2 separate regions of the Homo sapiens genome follow, and region 2 is linked to region 1. A link is an interaction called in ENCODE POLR2A ChIA-PET data of the cell type or tissue named here. Cell type or tissue: PC-9. All regions are shown on one strand.

Region 1 (2,500 bases):
AAGGCAAGTGGATCACCCGAGGTCAGGAGTTCCAGACCAGCCTGGCCAATATGGTAAAACCCCATCTCTACTAAAAATACAAAAATTAGCCAGGCGTGGTGGCACACGCCTGTAATCCCAGCTACTAAGGAGGCTGAGGCAGGAGAATTGCCTGAACCTGGGAGGCAGAGGTTTCAGTGAGCCAATATCGCACCACTACACTCCAACCTGGGCGACAAGAGCGAAATTCCATCTCAAAAAAAAAAAAAAAAGAAAAGAAAACACTAAAGTAGCCTCAAAAGAGAGAAAGTACTCAGCCTACACACCGTGGAGTAAGAGTGTTATTATTATTATTTTTTTGAGACGGAGTTTCGCTCTTGTCACCCAGGCTGGAGTGCGACGGTGAGATCTCAGCTCACAGCAACCTCCACCTCCCAGGTTCAGGCGATTCTCCCACCTCAGCCTCCCGAGTAGCTGGGACTACAGGCGTGCACCACCATGCCCAGCTAATTTTGTATTTTTAGTAGAGATGGGGTTTCGTCATGTTGGCCAGGCTGGTCTTGAACTCCTGACCTCAGGCAATCTGCCCGCCTCGGCCTTGCAAAGTAGTTGGGATTACAGGCGTGAGCCACTGCACCCGGCCTGTTTTCTGTATAAAGTACACAAGAGACGTTGGATGGTATGAGAGAAGAAACCTGGGAGTTTGGAGTCAGGGTACCTGAGTTCAAGGTCTGGTTTCACCTCTTACCGACTCTGTGATCTTGGGCAAGTCATGGCCCCTCCCTGGGCCTCTCTCTCCATAATTAAAAAAAAAAAAAAAATCAAGGTTTAAAACGATACCATCTACCTTCCAGGGTTGTTTTGAGAATTAAATAAGGTAATATATATGAAAGAACCTAGCCTACTATCTGGCATATAATAAATGTTTACTGAATTTTAACCCTTTTTGATGTGAAAGTGCAATGCAAAAATAAAGTATTATTCCAAAAGTGAGATAAACAGAGAAAATTAATGAAACCTAATTAAGAGTGTCCGTTACCCCCCCAAAATAGAAAGATACAAAGAATGTATGTCTATCTACATGATATACATAATGTATCAATTCCTTGACTTAATAACCAAAACCAAGACCCGAGAATAACACAAACATCATCACTTGCAACTTCACAGCTTTAAGGCTGTCTAAAGGTCAGCAAAACCTAGGCACAGTTTAGGACAGGATTAGAACAGGAGAGCTTAAGGCCGGGCATGGTGGCTCACGCCTGTAATCCCAACACTTTGGGAGGCCGAAGTGGGCGGATCACTGGAGGTGAGGAGTTTGAGACCAGCCTGACCAACATGGTGAAACCCTGTCTCTACTAAAACAATATAAAAATTAGCCAGGTGGTAAAGAGCAGTCAGGTGCACCTGTGAGGAAGTCAGGTGCCGTGACTCAGACTCGAGTAAACACGAAGTATGAGTTCAACCCAGAAAACTGCTCTCTCTTGGGTTTTGCAAACTTGTCAGAAATAAATCACTAACTTTAGAAAGCTTTGGTGCAAGAAAAAAAAAAAAATTAGCCAGGTGGGGTGGCGGACGCCTGTAATCCCAGCTACTAGGGAGGCTGAGGCTGAAGAATCACTTGAACCCGGGAGGCGGAGGTTGCAGTGAGCAGAGATCGCACCATTGCACTCCAGCCTGAGTGACCACAGTGAAACTGTCTCACAAAAGAAAAAAAAAAAAAGAATAGGAGAGCTTAAAATTCAGACTAAACTTTAATTTTTTTAATTTTTTTTTTTGAGACAGAGTCTCTGTCGCCCAGGCTGGAGTGCAGTGGCACGATCTCGGCGTACAGCAACCTCTGCCTCCCGAGTTGAAGCGATTCTCCTGTCTCAGCCTCCTGGGTAGCTGGGATTACAGGCATGTGCCACTATGCCCGGCTATTTTTCTTTTTCTTTTTTTTTTTTTTTTTGAGATGGAGTCTCGCTCTGTCACCCAGACTGGAGTGCAGTGGCGTGATCTGGGCTCACTGCAAGCTCCGCCTCCCGGGTTCACACCATTCTCCTGCCTCAGCCTCCTAAGTAGCTGGGACTACAGGCGCCCACCATCACGCCCGGCTAATTTTTTGTATTTTTAGTAGAGACGGGGTTTCACCGTGTTAGCCAGGATGGTCTCGATCTCCTGACCTTGTGATCCGCCCGCCTCGGCCTTCCAAAGTGCTGGGATTACAGGTGTGAGCCACCGCGCCCGGCCTATGCCCGGCTAATTTTTGTATTTTTAGTAGAGACGGGGTTTCACCATGTTGGTCAGGCTGGTCTTCAACTCCTGACGTCAAGCATTCCACTGGCCTTGGTCTCCCAAAGTGCTGGGATTACAGGCCTAAGTCACTGTACCTAGACAGACTAAACTTTTAAAATCAACTAGACACTTTATTATTTGTTCTAAATGGTCCAAATACCAAACATCATCAATGTGGTAGTCTGACATGTGTGCTACACATACGTTTTTATTTGTTATAGTTTAGGTCTCTGTTTCTTATCTA
Region 2 (2,500 bases), 71 kb before region 1:
GTTATTTTAACAATGTTTACAGCATCTCCACCAGGAGTAGATTCCATCTTAAAAAAACAAACTTCTTTATTTGCTCATCCATAAGAAGCAACTCTTCCATCTGCTCAAGTTTCATTATAGATTGCAGCAATTCAGTCGCATCTTCGACTCCATTTCTAATTCTAGCTCTCTCACTATTTTCACCACATTTGCAGTTACTTCCTCCACTGAAGTCTTGAACCCCTCAAAGTCATCAATAAGGGTGGGAACCAACTTTTTCCAAACTCCTGTTAATGTTGATATTTTGACCTCCTCCCATGTACCACAAATGCTCTTTTTCATTTTAATTATTTTTTTTAGAGACAGGGTCTCACTCTCATGCCCAGGCTGGAATAGAGTGGCAAGATCAGAGCTCATTGCAACCTCGAATTCCTGGGCTCAAGTGATCCTCCCACCTCAGCCACCCAAATAGTTGGGACTACAGGTGTACACCACCAAGCATGGCTAATTTTTTTTTTTTTTTTTTTTTTTTTTTTTTTTTGAGATGGAGTCTAGCTCTGTTGCCTAGGCTGGAGTGTGGTGGGGTGGTGTGATCTTGGCTCACTGCAACCTCCGTCTCCCAGGTTCAAGTGATTCTCCTGCTTCAGCCTCCCAAGTAGCTGGGACTACAGGCCCATGCCACCACACTCGGCTAATTTTTGTATGTTTAGTAGAGACCAGGTTTCACCATACTGGTCAGGCTGGTCTTGTACCCCTGACTTGTGATCTGCCCACCTTGGCCTCCCAAACTGCTAGGATTACAGGCGTGAGCCACCGCACCGGGCCATGGCTAATTTTTTGTAGAGATGGTCTCACTATGTTTCCCAGGCTGGTCTCAAACTCCTGGCCTCAAGGGATCCACCACCTGGGCCTATCAAAACATTGGGATTACAGACATGAGCCACTATGCCTGGCCATAAATATGTTCTTAATGGCATCTACAGTGGTGAATCCTTTCCAGATGTTTTTCAATTTATTTGGTCCAGATTTACCAGCAGAATCACTATGTCAGCTATAGCCTTATGAAATATATATATATACACACACACACACACATATATATATATATATTTTTTTTTTTGAGACAGAGTCTTGCTCAGTCGCCCAGGCTGTAGTGCAGTGGTGCAATCTCGGCTCACTGCAAGCTCCGCCTCCCGGGTTCACGCCATTCTCCTGCCTCAGCCTCCCCAGTAGCTGGGACTACAAGCGCCCGCCACCACGCCCGGCTAATTTTTTTTCTATTTTCAGTAGAGACTGGGTTTCACCGTGTTAGCCAGATGGTCTCAATCTCCTGACCTCGTGATCCACCCGCCTCGACCTCCCAAAGTGCTGGGATTACAGGTGTGAGCCACTGTGCCAGGCCATGAAATATATTTCTTAAATAATAAGACTAAAGTTGAGATTACTCCTTGATCCATGGGCCACAGAATGAATACTGCTATCTGGCATGAAAACGGTATTAATCTCAGGCAAGGCATGGTAGCTCATGCCTGTAATCCCAGCACTTTGGGAAGCTGAGGCAGGCAAATCCCTTGAGCCCAGGAGTTCTAAACCAGCCTGGGTAACAGGGTCAAACTGTGTCTCTACCAAAACACAAAAATTAACTGGGTGTGTTGGCATGTGCTTGTAGTCCCAGCTAAAGGCTGAGGTGGAAGGATCACCTGAGCCCAGGGACACTGAGCCTGCAGTGAGCCATGATTGTACCATTGCACTCCAACTTGGGCAACAGAATGAGACCTTGTCTTAAAAAACCAAACAGGCTGGGCACGGTCGCTCACGCCTATAATCCCAGCACTTTGGGAGGCTGAGGCGGGCGGATCATGAGGTGAGGAGATCGCGATCATCCTGGCTAACATGGTGAAACCCCATCTCTACTAAAAATACGAAAAAAATTAGCCGGACGTGGTGGCGGACGCCTGTAGTCCCAGCTACTCGGGAGGCTGAGACAGGAGAATGGCGTGAACCCAGGAGGTGGAGCTTGCAGTGAGCTGAGATCGTGCCACTGCACTCCAGCCTGGGCAACAGAGAGAGACTCCGTCTAAAAAGAAAAAAAAAAACCACACAAACAATATTAATCTCTTTGTACATTCCCATCAGAGGTCTTGGGTGAAGAGGTACACTGCCAGTGAGCAGTAACATTTTGAAAGGAACCTTTTTTCCTGAGCAGATCTCCACAGTGGGCTTAATAAATTCAGTAAACCATGCTGTAAAACAGATGTGATATCATCTAGGCTTTGTTGTTCCATTAATAGAGTAGATTTAGCATAATTCTTAAGGGCCCTAGGATTTTGGAATGGTAAATAAGCTTTTTTTGGAATGTTAAATTTGGTTTCCAATTAAAATCACCAGCTGCATTAGCCCCTAACAAGAGAGTCAACTTGTCCCTTGAAGCAACTGCCTTTTATCTAGCTATGAAAATCCTAGATGCTATCTTCTTCCAATAGAAGGCTGTTTCATTTACATGGAAAATCTGTTGTTTAGT

What was found. Peaks named below come from ENCODE experiments on the same cell type or tissue, not always from the same donor. Only the 100,000 strongest peaks of a DNase experiment are listed, where the experiment ranks them.
Region 2: POLR2A ChIA-PET joins it to region 1 with 16 read pairs; 10 of 35 experiments call an interaction of 5 or more read pairs at or near these places.

Annotation. Positions count from the first base shown.
Region 1 is chr11:67,129,164-67,131,663 of GRCh38, reverse strand. The region is part of intron 2 of KDM2A (lysine demethylase 2A); the gene reads right to left. Among named protein-coding and RNA genes, the nearest start is that of KDM2A, 11 kb to the right of the region's middle. In PC-9, no CTCF peak of the experiment used is centred here; a DNase peak (open chromatin) is centred at 1,413; H3K27ac peaks cover 1,707 bases.
Region 2 is chr11:67,199,793-67,202,292 of GRCh38, reverse strand. The region is part of intron 5 of KDM2A (lysine demethylase 2A); the gene reads right to left. Among named protein-coding and RNA genes, the nearest start is that of GRK2, 65 kb to the left of the region's middle. In PC-9, no CTCF peak of the experiment used is centred here; no DNase peak of the experiment used is centred here.